4 separate regions of the Homo sapiens genome follow, and regions 1, 2 and 3 are each linked to region 4. The links are chromatin contacts, found by Hi-C or POLR2A ChIA-PET in ENCODE. All regions are on one chromosome and are shown on one strand. Each heading gives the region's core, a stretch centred on a gene start or an enhancer-like site at or near the end of the contact. The rest is flanking DNA. Distances are from core to core; before and after follow the strand shown.

Evidence for each region. A loop is a pair of places that touch in the nucleus more often than their neighbours do. ChIA-PET counts read pairs that join two places held with the same protein, here RNA polymerase II (POLR2A). Pooled maps may share reads with other maps.
Region 1: a loop to region 4 is called in a map of MCF 10A, with 31 times the contacts of the local background. The contact joins the enhancer-like site here to the promoter of ICA1L in region 4. A Hi-C loop is called at or near these places in 3 of 168 maps with a recorded cell type or tissue (MCF 10A, endothelial cell of umbilical vein and naive thymus-derived CD4-positive, alpha-beta T cell), 1 of 37 single-sample maps with no recorded cell type and 12 of 50 pooled maps. POLR2A ChIA-PET finds 5 or more read pairs at or near these places in 2 of 52 experiments (OCI-LY7 and endothelial cell of umbilical vein).
Region 2: a loop to region 4 is called in a map of mammary epithelial cell, with 12 times the contacts of the local background. The contact joins the enhancer-like site here to the promoter of ICA1L in region 4. A Hi-C loop is called at or near these places in 3 of 168 maps with a recorded cell type or tissue (chondrocyte, heart left ventricle and mammary epithelial cell) and 7 of 50 pooled maps.
Region 3: a pooled map shows a loop between it and region 4 (3-fold over the local background). The contact joins the promoter of CTLA4 here to the promoter of ICA1L in region 4. A Hi-C loop is called at or near these places in 4 of 50 pooled maps.

The regions. Positions count from the first base shown.
Region 1 is chr2:203,813,655-203,816,780 of GRCh38, forward strand. No RefSeq gene overlaps it. Among named protein-coding and RNA genes, the nearest start is that of CTLA4, 53 kb to the right of the region's middle. Within about 2 kb of position 1,742, at least 7 of the 41 ENCODE cell types and tissues checked have a DNase peak (open chromatin) inside an H3K27ac peak, as active enhancers do.
Region 2 is chr2:202,280,114-202,283,226 of GRCh38, forward strand. It overlaps NOP58 (NOP58 ribonucleoprotein), which reads left to right. Exons shown (of 15, transcript NM_015934.5): 4 at 2,238-2,359. Among named protein-coding and RNA genes, the nearest start is that of SNORD70B, 3.6 kb to the left of the region's middle. Within about 2 kb of position 1,403, at least 3 of the 41 ENCODE cell types and tissues checked have a DNase peak (open chromatin) inside an H3K27ac peak, as active enhancers do.
Region 3 is chr2:203,866,516-203,869,661 of GRCh38, forward strand. CTLA4 (cytotoxic T-lymphocyte associated protein 4) reads left to right here and starts at 1,256. Exons shown (of 4, transcript NM_005214.5): 1 at 1,256-1,536. The coding sequence starts at 1,428.
Region 4 is chr2:202,869,935-202,873,069 of GRCh38, forward strand. ICA1L (islet cell autoantigen 1 like) reads right to left here and starts at 1,832. Exons shown (of 13, transcript NM_001288622.3): 1 at 1,685-1,832. RefSeq lists silencers at 1,375-1,864, 1,905-1,954, 2,015-2,144.

The DNA of each region.
Region 1 (3,126 bases), core at 492-2,991, 940 kb after region 4:
GAGCTCCACTAATCAAACTTCTGGCTCTGCCCTTAGGAAGGCTCACCAAGTGCTTGTGGGCAGTCTTATTGGGCCTGTAGTCGATTTCTTTGATCAGTCTGGACTTGTAAAGACCACACCATGAGGTTCCAGACAGTAGCTATTTCCATTCCCATGCTCACCCTCAAACCAACCTGTCACAAATTCAACAGGGAGAGAGAAGATGAACTTTGTTCATTTTGGGCCCCTGTGATAGTTCAAAGTGAGACTTATCATAGTGGTTAAGAACATGGCAGACAGAGCCAGGTGGCTTGAGCTCAAATCCCAACTCTACTGTTTTCTGTGTGACCTTCATTGAAATTATTAAACTTCTCTGTGCTCAGCTTCCTCATCTGTAAATTGGGGATTAATAACAATGCTTTTGCTTAGTTCATATGGTTGTTGTGAGGATTACCTGAATTAACATGTAGAAGCAAGTACTTTAGGAAGGTACCTGCACCCTGGAAGTGCTCTGTAATGGGGGGGTCAAGGTAGTAGTGTTGACATTTTGATTATACCTAAGAAATGGAAATTCTCTCTCTTTCTCTCTCTCTTTTTTTTCTTCTTTGAGACAGAGTCTCACTCTGTCACCCAGACTAGAGTGTAGTGGCACAATCTCAGCTCACTGCAACTTCCGCCTCTTGGGTTCAATCGATTCTCCTGCCTCAGCCTCCCCAGTAGCTGGGACTACAGGCGCGTGCCACTACACCTGAATAAAATTATCTTAACAATAATAGTTAATAGCAAAGTGACCATGGATCACCACGGAAACTTTGGAAATTAGAAAAAAAGAAAAAAAAAGGAACCAATTTAGGAGGACACACATGAATACATGGGGAAGCACAGCTGGATGGGTTGAAAATTCATTGGACCATTTTGGCCCAATGTCACAGGCTAGAAAATGCTAGCCACTTGGCATCTAAATTTGTTTCACTTCTGAATTGAGTGCATGGCACCATTGTGAGGATTCATTAAAGCAAAGATCAGGCTTGATAAACTCTTATCACTAAACAAATATAATCAAGACTTAGAGCTATAAACTGAAGTAAACCCTGCAGCTCTGATAGTCACTGCCCAGACTGATTTGGTGTTTGTGGCCAGGTCTTGGCACTAAAACTGAGGGAGACTGTGGAAAACATGGAGGGAGTTCAGAGGCCAAGGACAGACATGAGGAAGAGTTGGAATTCTTATTTATTTATTTAGAGATAGGGTCTCGCTTTGTGGCCCAGACTGGAGTGCAATAGTGTGATCATAGCTCACTGCAGCTTCAACCTCTTGGGCTCAAACAAGCCTCCTGCCTTAGCCTCCTGAGTAGCTGGGACCACAGGTGTGTGCCACCATGCCCAGCTAATTTTTTTATTTTTATTTTTTGTAGAGATGGGGTCTTACTACGTTGACCAGGCTGGACTTGAACTCTTGCTCTCAAGTGAATTGCTTGCCTTGGACTCCCAAAGTACTGGGATGACAGGCATAAGCCACGGTGCCTACCTAGTTGGGATTCTAATGTAGTGCATGTGTACCAGATGTCGCTCACTGAAGATGGGACTGGGATGATTGCACCAGGATGTGAGGAATTGGGCTAATTTTCATATAGCATGGAATTTAAAATGCCAGAAAGTGTTTTTGAAAATGGTGAAATCTGAGTCCTCCTCTATGATTATCCAACTGTAATAGGGAAGTGGAAGCTACACTACCAGTACGGCGGTTGTTGCAAAGATGGATGGACGCGAAGCTCCCGCCGTGAGCTGTTTAGACCTGATTCTGTGAGGTCTGGAACTAGGTATTTACTTAGCAGTCACCTTCTGCCATCTATGGGTTTATATGTTTCATTGCAGTTACAGGGGAGTAGGCTGTGATACCATCAGACACAAAGCTGATGTTTTTGTTAAACTAGTCACACCTCCTCCTTTTTGTCCACAAAAGCCATTTTTCATTTTTTCAGTATGTTTGTTTTCGTTTTTGGTAGATAAAACACTTTTTGTGATGATAAATAATTATTTCTTTGGAACAAGGGGGGAAATTTGTATTGAGACATGCATGAGGAAGGACCTGGGTGCCTGGATTCCATTTGTTAAAGTGTTTTTAATAGCCAGGAAATTCTTCCCTCTGCATTAAAAGACGAAGCCATCATTTTGAAATATCCTGTGAGGCTTGCATTTTCCCTCAGGTTACAGGAAAAGGGGACCAGGAATTGCAGTGATTTCTGCTTTCTATTGTTCTAATGCTTTATTTTTAGCATCAACTAGGGTAGGGAAAGCCACTGATTGTGACAAAGGAAACCGGGAAGTGCTGTGAAGGGCAGGACAGATAGGTGGGCAGTAGACATAGGAAATCAGGGAGGACTTTTTAGAGGGAATGAGGTGGGCTCTGGGTTTGAAAAGAAATGAAAGTCACAGGAAGAGGGGATACGCTGCTGGAAAGGACCACCTAGGTGCTCCTTATGTTCTGTGTCTGCAGTTCAAGAGAGTTTCATGCAGAAAGAGGACACAGTTTCCCACAAGGCTGCCTCATAGCTAGCTTCTTTCCTTTGAATCTCCATGTCTATTTCACCTGCCTGTTTCCATGCTAAGCTCCCTCTCCTTCTCTCTGGTTCAACCACACGAGTCTCTTTCGGTTTCTGGAAAGCACTGTGGTCTCCATCACTAGGGGCATTTGCATCTATTGCCTGCTCCGCTAGAAACTCTCTGTGCCCTGGGAACTCCTCTCCATTCCTTATATCTCAGCTTAAAACTCACTTCCTCAAAGAGGCGTTGCCCATTCCCTTGGATTGGCTCTACGTGCCATGCATCATATTCATACTTTTCAGGAGCTCAGATTCCGTGTCCAACATCAGCCTTCTTTCTATTGCAAGTACGGCACTGTGCCTGCATCCCCCTTATCCAGGAAGAGGCACCCATTGGAGGAGTCAAGAGGGGAAAACAGTAACAAAACTGTACCTATTCCATTATTAAGTTTTCTGTGGAGGTTTATTTTAGAAGCTAGGCTAAAGGTGACCAAATGTGCCAACTCACCAACTCATGGTAGAGTTGAGGGATAGAATACTGTGGGTGTCATTTTCCCAGTACAGCAATGGACTTGGCCCCTGTTTTCTGATTCCTCCCTGGTCCT
Region 2 (3,113 bases), core at 153-2,652, 590 kb before region 4:
TCTCACTGCCTATTATAAGGCAGTTTTGACATGACAGAACCACAACTAAATGGCTGTAAATGTCACAGTGTACATTTTAAACCTCATAGCCTTAGAGTTTGATGAGACCAGGCACAGTGACTAACACCTGTAATCCCAACACTTTGAGGGGCTAAGATGGGCAGGAATTTAAGATCAGCCTGGGCAATATAGCAAGACCCCCTCTCAAAAAAGATTTTTTTTTTTTTGGAGATGGAGTTTCATTTTGTCACCCAGGCTGGAGTGCAGTGGCATGATCTCGGCTCACTGCAGTCTCCACCTCCTGAGTTCAAGTAATTCTCCCAGGAGGCTGGGTTCAGCCTCCAAAGTAGCTGAGATTACAGGTGATACCACCATGTCCAGCTAATTTTTGTATTTTTTAGTAGAGACGGGGTTTTGCCTGTTGGCCAGGCTGCTCTGGAACTCCTGACCTCAGGTGATCCACCCGCCTTGGCCTCCCAAAGTGCTGGGATTACAAGCATGAGCCACCGTGCCTGGCCATCATTTTTTTTTTTTAAATAAAGAAATAGGGTCTGTTGGGGTGTGATGTTGAATTTGTATTGGTCTCAGACATTCATATATGCTATTTGCATGAAGTGGTTTATTTTTATTCTTGATTGTGTTTTCAACTTGCAAGTCTTTTTTTTTTTTTTTTTGATACTGATCTTCGGCTGGAGTACAGGGGCGCGATCCCAGCTCACTGTAGTCTCTGCCTCCTGAGTAGCTGGGATTACAGGCTCATGCCACCACGCTCACCTAATTTTTGTATTTTTAGCAGAGATGGGGTTTCACCATGTTGCCTAGGATGGTCGCATCTCCTGACCTCGTGACCCGCTCACCTCAGCCTCCTGAAGTGCTGGGATTATCCATTTGATCATAATTCGAATGGATATACGATCAGGAGGGAAGAGCAAGACCTGACTTATTAAGCACAAACTGCCTGACCTTGGAAATTGTTGATAGACCTTCATTCCTGCCAAGCATTTTTCTTTTCTTTTTCTTTTTCTTTTTTTTTTTTTAGATGGAGTTTTGCTCTTGTCACTTAGGCTGGAGTGCAATGTCACGGTATCACTTTAACCTCCACCTCTGGGTTCAAGCGATTCTCCTACCTCAGCCTCCCGAGTAGCTAGGATTACAGGCGTGAGCCACCAGGGCCAGCTAATTTTTGTATTTTTAGTAGAGTGTTTCGTCATGTTAGCCAGGCTGGTCTCTCGAACTCCTGACCTTAGGTGATCTGCCAGCCTCAGCCTCCCAAAGTGCTGGGATTACAGACTTGAGCCACCACGCGCAGCCCAAGCATACTTTTTATGTTTTTTGTTTTTGTTTTGTTGAGACAGGGTCTGTCACCAGGCTGCTGGAGTACAGCGGCATGATCATGACTCACTGCAGCCTTGAACTCCCTGGGCTCAGGTGATTGTCCCAGCTCAGCCTCCCCAGTAGCTGGACTACAGGCACATGCCACCACACCCAGCTAATTTTTGTATTTTTAGTAGAGACAGGGTTTCGCCGTGTTGGCCAGGCTGGTGGTACACACCACCATGCCTGGGTAACCCAAGCATACTTTTACCTCAGTCAAATGTCAGATAAATTTCAGAAGAGGTATTAGTTCGTGTGGGTCCAGAAAAAGGGAATATAGGTCTAAGGAAGGGTGAGAAATATAAAGCAGCTGATTTAGAACTTGCCAGAAATACCAGCGGTCTCAAAATAGAATAGGCAGCCTTTGCTACTAAGTTTTACATTGCTGGAGGTGTACAAGTGGAGATACAAGCAAAGCTAAGGCCTTCACTCAAACATGTTTATATTATGGCAGAACTTTGAAAATGATTACACTCATTTTTACTAGTTTTGATGTGATTTTAGGATATTTCAGGACAGTCTATTTGAAATGACAAAGGAAAGTGAGTCTGTTTTGTCTTCCCAAAAAGATTGTTTCTAAGATTTCATGATTCTCCCTTGAGTTCATGAGAAGATTCTTGTGAGAAGGAAAGAAACCCTGGACCTGATTTTACCCCTGGCTCTGTAGCAAAAATGAGGGTGGGAAGATCAAATGAAATTGTGAAACATGTAACTTATAAAACATATATCATTTCATTTCAGAAGTAACATTAAATTCAAGCCCTTTGAAAGGCCTATTTTATTTTTTTAAGTGTCAACTAGGGCAAGGTCTCAAAGTTAAAAATTTGAGAGTTAATGCTTTTGTTTTTCTTTTTCTTGAAAAGCATTCACAGCTCTGATGGAGGGCAAAATCAATAAGCAGCTGAAAAAAGTTCTGAAGAAAATAGTAAAAGAAGCCCATGAACCGCTGGCAGTAGCTGATGCTAAACTAGGAGGGGTCATAAAGGTAAAGTCACGATATTTTTGGTCATGCCTGCTAGTCAGATCTCACAGCATACCAACTACAAAGCCTAGCCTTTGCAATAAGTTGCTTATCATAAATTCTCAATACATTTTTTTCTTTTCTCTAAGCTACATGATAATGGATTTCCCCTAACATCAGCTGAACTGAGCAAATAAGTAATACCTATTTGTTCTAGAAGATATAGAAGAACAAAAAATGATAAAAATTGACTTTAACAAATCTGCTACCCATATATAATGTTAATGTTCTATGTATATCATGCCATATTTTTGTCTAGCCACATTTTTTTCCAACGAAAATGGGGTCCTTATATTTTTTAGAAATATATTTATTAGAAAACTTTTAGTAGGGGTGTATTGCTGGAGATGAAATAAAATGTGAGAGTGGAAAGAAAGACTAGGAAAATAGCCTCCCAAATACAGAAAGCAGAACAATTCGGGCGGGGCGCGGTGGCTCACACCTATAATAATCCCAGCATTTTGGGAGGCCAAGGTAGGAGTATCACGAGGTCAGCAGATCGAGACCATCCTGGCTAACACAGTGAAACCCTGTCTCTACTGAAAATACAGAAAATTAACCGGGTGTGGTGGCAGGCGCCTGTAGTCCCAGCTAATTGGGAGTGCAGTGGCGCAGTCTCACAGCTCACTGCAGACTTGACCTCCTGTTCTCAAGCAATCCTCCCTCTTCAGTAGCTGGGACTACAGGCACATGCCACCATGCTGGCTAATTATTTTAT
Region 3 (3,146 bases), core at 6-2,505, 1.0 Mb after region 4:
TTAAAAAAAAAAAGAAGAGGCTTCCTGGAGGAGATGACAGCTGAGCTAAGTCCTGGAGGATGAGAAGGAGTATAAAATAAGATAATAGGAGAAAAAAGGCAGTAGGAACAGCATGGGTAAAGGTGATGAGGCCTGAAAGAGGCACGTGGAAGGAAAGACAAATGCAGGAAGGGGGAATGGGAGGGAATGCTGGGGTACAGGCCAAAGAGGGAGGCATTTGGTGAGTATTCTGCAGAGTCTCCTCTGCTGTGCTGAGGTGTGGACAATGGGAAACCATGGACGGACTGGAGTAGGCAAATGTCATATTCCCTGTTACAACTGTCTGTTTGCATGTCAGCCTTCTAGAAGCCCCTTAAGGTATCAACTATGTTTTTGTTTTGTCATCATTCAATCCTAAGTGCACAGAATTCCGGGCATATTACAGGTTCCCCATGAATGTTTCTTTCTTTATTAAAATGTATGAAAACTCTCCAGATTTAAGGAAGGTCCTCAATGTTTCAAATTCTTTTTGTTAGATCATTGGTCCTGTCTACAGCTGTCACAAATTTAAGGACTCTGGTTATATTTAATCTTCACTTTTGAATTTTCTGCTTGAAAAATTTGTATTAGAAAAAAAAGTCTATCCTTTTATGGACGGCTCTAATCTCTTGAATCATTTGGGTTGGCTTTTCTTTGGACCTTCTTCAACTCTGTTTTGTCTCTGTTGAGTTAAGGCTTTTAAGAACACCTGAATTCTTTCCTTCTGCAAAACCAGAGGCAGCTTCTTTTCCGCCTATTTTCAGTTTATTTCTTGTGATTTTAGTTTTTTTCTCTTAACCAAATGCTAAATGGATTTAGGAGAAATAAACTTATTTGTAAAGCTGTCAAGGGACCATTAGAAGGATGGTGCTTCACAGATAGAATACAGTTTTTATTAATGATGCCTAGACAAATCCTGCCATTAGCCCAAGGGCTCAGAAAGTTAGCAGCCTAGTAGTTTTGGAGTTGTCAATGAAATGAATTGGACTGGATGGTTAAGGATGCCCAGAAGATTGAATAAAATTGGGATTTAGGAGGACCCTTGTACTCCAGGAAATTCTCCAAGTCTCCACTTAGTTATCCAGATCCTCAAAGTGAACATGAAGCTTCAGTTTCAAATTGAATACATTTTCCATCCATGGATTGGCTTGTTTTGTTCAGTTGAGTGCTTGAGGTTGTCTTTTCGACGTAACAGCTAAACCCACGGCTTCCTTTCTCGTAAAACCAAAACAAAAAGGCTTTCTATTCAAGTGCCTTCTGTGTGTGCACATGTGTAATACATATCTGGGATCAAAGCTATCTATATAAAGTCCTTGATTCTGTGTGGGTTCAAACACATTTCAAAGCTTCAGGATCCTGAAAGGTTTTGCTCTACTTCCTGAAGACCTGAACACCGCTCCCATAAAGCCATGGCTTGCCTTGGATTTCAGCGGCACAAGGCTCAGCTGAACCTGGCTACCAGGACCTGGCCCTGCACTCTCCTGTTTTTTCTTCTCTTCATCCCTGTCTTCTGCAAAGGTGAGTGAGACTTTTGGAGCATGAAGATGGAGGAGGTGTTTCTCCTACCTGGGTTTCATTTGTTTCAGCAGTCAAAGGCAGTGATTTATAGCAAAGCCAGAAGTTAAAGGTAAAACTCCAATCTGGCTTGGCTGGCTCTGTATTCCAGGGCCAGCAGGGAGCAGTTGGGCGGCAGCAAATAAGGCAAAGAGATAGCTCAGAACAGAGCGCCAGGTATTTAGTAGGGGCTTCATGAATGCATGTGAGTTGGTTTAGTAGAGAGACACAGGCAATTTCAGACCCTTCTATGAGACTGGAAGTGATTTAAGAGGGAAAGGATAGCCATAGTCCTGAATACATTTGAGCTGGGTTTCAGGATGAGCTCACAAGTTCCTTTAAAAAAAATTGACTTAAGCAAATCCTGGGAAGAGTTTTTTTGCTATACAATTCAAGGTTTTAAGGTCCTCGGATTCATATACTTTATAAATGAATTAGCCAGCTTGTTTAAAATGTAGGGAAATTGTGGGAAGAATGCCTTCTTTACTTAATTCAAGGTTTTAAGGTTCTCTTAATCAATTCTACTAGCTAATTAGCCAATTATTTAAAAATAAAAGTTTGAAATTGCCAAAAAAAAAAGACAAGGAAAAGGAAAGAAAGAAAGCCACCAGTCTGTTTGGCATACAATACTTAATTGTTGCCTGACCTACGTGTGGGTTTCAGATGCAGATCCTCAGTTTTCAGCTCTTCAGAGACTGACACCAGGTTTGTTACACGGCTTAAAATGATGAGTATATCCATTGAATCTCAACCTTATCTCTCTCTAGACCTTCTTGGTTAAGAAACCATGTAGTTTGTATGAAGTAGGTACTCAAAAGATATTTGATGATTTAATTTTTACTGGAGAAGAAATATTCATATATGTTTTCTTATTTTTACATGTTTTAAATATGTAAAGATTAAATAAACACTCTTAGAAGTATTTAAATTTCCTAAAGTAAATTTATCTCAACCAGTAACAGGACCCTCCCAATACTGGAAAGTTGAGTGTGACCGCATTTAGTGGTGATGAGTGTGAGCTTGCTTGGGGAGAGGGCAGGACATTTAGGATTTCTTAAGCTTAGAGTCAATACAATAAAGATTATTGAGTGCTCACTTGGGTGGGCTATAATCACTGCTCACAGGAGTTCATGAACCACAAGTAAAAGAGTGAGGAGATATGATTAGCTCACAAATAACTTTAATACAGAGCAGAAAGTAATGAACTACTGCAATGGAGTTATCACAGTGCTAAGGATGCTCAGAGGGCATCTCTGATAGGCAGAGGTGAGGGTTAGGGAAGGAAGCTGTAGTCTAGCTAGCTAGAGCTGCTGGAATAGACATGACAATGGCTGCTGCCAAACTGTTTTCTCTTCTGAGGACAGATGTCCCGTGCAAGTGGCTTGGTGGAAGGGACTAGTGTCTCTAATATAGGGTGATTTATAAGCAGGAAAGTGTGTCCTAGAAATTCAGACCAGAGTGATAGATTGGAATTGGATCATGGGGGACTCATTGAATGTTATTTATTGTATTTGTTTTTGCGATCAGTGTTAGTAAAGTGTCAAAGGGATTGAGCAGATGAGTGACATCATGCA
Region 4 (3,135 bases), core at 582-3,081:
GTAATAAGAATATTATTAAATAACAAAATCTACTTCGAACGAGGAAATCTTTCCAGTTACAGATATATTTAAAACTCACATATCCCATCTGTTGTTGTTAAAGAATATAAAAAGAATAAAATTTTAAAGGAAGCGCAGTGAGTACTGAAAAAGCTAAAGTATAAAAGTACAGAAAAAATGTAAATATAGAATCACACAATGAAATCACCAAGTTTGGCAGTATAGTAGAACAAGACAGTATATTATCTATTTTGTATCTAATATTTTGATATCTGGTCCTAGTTCCATAACTGGTATAAACTTTGTTTTATATTTTTATGATATTTATAATAAAAATATGGCATCCTACTTTTTCCACCAGTTCTCATATTTGCAATTTTTCCTCTTTGGACTGGCTGATCTCTGAGCACCCTTCTAACTCTAAAATTAAACTGGTAATTAGAACACTGCCTTCCACATAGCTGTTTCAACGACTAGATAAACAATCATTTTGAACTATTAAATAAAGAGATTTCAAAGAATACTGGGTATGATAGGCACAGATAACAAATACTAAACGATTTAAAATTTTGGTCACATAAAAATACATACATACCATTCGGAGATGTTTACTCGGCCAGTAAATGTATAATTAACTCCTACTAAAGGATGAGGCACCTGTGGCTATTCCATAAATACTGATGTGAAGATGATTAAAGTAATATCGTCTTACAGTACGTCGCCTGAGTCAGAACCAAATAAATCAATACATAAATACTTTTGGGAAAAATCAAAACCATGGAAAAATGTTACCTTCCCAACAATCTATTTTACAGAGACCCATAGTTTATAACAGCTTTTATGCTGTGTGCATCAAGATCATCTATTACACGAAAAATGATTCCACCCCCTCTACTGGCAACGCCCCAGCATCGCGGGTGAGCTGCCAGGATGGACTCCCCGCTTTCCCCTCTCCGTCTTCCTTAGAGCATCAGGTATCTGACCACTGACATCACCTGGGCACCTGACCAGCTGACGCGCGTTTCCAGGAGCCATATCTGTGCCGTGGGGTCGGGTTGCCGGCCTAAGGAGCAGGATCTGTGCGCGGAGCCCCTCGCGGGCCCGTGCATTCTGCAGTTCAGCTCAAACTGCACATTTACTATGTTTTGTTTTTATCCATCGGTTGCCAATTAGTTTCTAAGGAAGACATTCCCATTACAAAATAATAGCGAAATAAAAATAAGCACCACGTTAAAAAGAGGTCAGCAGGGAAGCACCTGAAGGCTGTTCGGGTGATCCGCCGCCGCCTCTATTAGGAGCGACCTCCACCGCCGAGGGAAATCACCCAAACGAGCCCCAGGCTGCCGCGCTCCTTCACTACAGCGAGCGTGGCCGGGAGGCGCCCTTCCGCCGCAGGGGACCCAGCCACGCCAGAAACCGCTCCTTGCGGGTTTTGCCTGGGGGGAGGCCGGAAGAACCCCGAGCAGGGCCTCGCCTGGAAGAAGGCCGCAGGCAGCGGCCGGGGTCCCCCAGAGAACCGAGGAGGCCAGCAAGGCCCCGAGAAGCCGCGCGCGCGCGCGTGTGGCCGGAGCCTCCCGCCGCGCCCCCGCCTCCCGGCGTCGCCATGGGAACCCGGGATTTGGTCTCCGGGCCTGACCGCCGCCTGAGGGGGAATAGGGGCGGACAGGAGGCAGCAGAAGCTTACCGGCGCCGCTCTTCCGCCTCCTCGGGTCGCGTTCGGCCGTACGGTGATCCGTCCCGGCACCCGTTCCGGCCACCGCCCGCGAGCCCCGCGCCGACTCCCGGCCCTCCGGCAGCCAGTGCCCCTCCGCACCAGTGCGTGGAGGTGTCAGGCTCCCGCTGCGGGAGGCGGGAGATTTAAACCGCGCGACCTGGCGTCCGCGTTCGCCCCCCTCGGGCGCCGGCCTGACCCCGCCACCGGCCCGACTCGGGATCGGAGCATCTCTCGGTCTGCTCTTGAATGAACTCGGGGACCCTCTCTATTCCTCCTTTCCCGATTTCCTCTTTACTTAATAAAGTGAAATGACAAACACCAAACCGGTCAGAACATTACGAGGAGCTGAGTGTGAGCTCTCTGAGGCGTGGGGAAGTGGAAGGCATTGGCCCGGGGCCCTCCCGGCTCCCTCCGAGCACCCCCACCCCCGGACCTGCCGGGCCTTCTGGGGCGGCCCCTTAGCACCAGTGCTCCTTAGGCGGAAAGCGTTCGCCCGCTGTATTTAACTCCCGTGTTAAAGGTTTAAAGAGGTCTAAGTTAACAACCGTTCATAACCAATCTCAAATGCACATATCCATATCCATAATGTTTATGATGAATCTTCAAGAGTAAAAGGTAAAACCGGATCCTGAAAGTCTCAGGAAAAAAACAAAAAGGAAGGCAAAACTATTTACTACTAGTAGGAGATAATTTAATAAATTCAAACTTCATTCTTTTTAAAGGTGACTCCAAAACTTAAAAGAACTTTCCTAAAACAGCAGAATACGAATTATTAATTACAACTGCGACACATAGGCTAGCAAAGAATTAAAAGGTTAACACTCGAGGTGATAATTAAAATCTGTATGATGACAAAGATGGGGTGAGTCTAGAATTTATTTTATTTTATTTTATTTGAGACGGAGTCTCGCTCTGTCGCCCAGGCCGGAGTACAGTGGCGCGATCTCGGCTCACTGCAAGCTCCGCCTCCCGGGTTCACGCCATTCTCCTGCCTCAGCCTCCCGAATAGCTGGGACTACAGGCGCCTGCCACCACGCCTGGCTAAGTTTTTTGTATTTTTAGTAGAGTCGGGGTTTCACCGTGTTAGCCAGGATGGTCTCGATCTCCTGACCTCGTGATCCGCCCGCCTCGGCCTCCCAAAGTGCTGAGATTACAGGCATGAGCCACCGCGCCCGGCCGAGGTTCTGGAATATTAACAGTACAAAATACTCACCTTAACCTGGAAATTATACTTTTAGAATAGGAAAAGTGGCAAGCTACAGAGGGTTAATTTGGACTGAAAACATTAAATGTCTTTAGACTTTTACCCTGAGATATTTGGATTTCAAGGAATAGGCAAATACCTGAGATTATGTGCAAAATTTTGTTTGTTTTTTTGAGGAGTCTACAGCTTTCCTCAGAAGGGTAAAAATTAGCGTTTG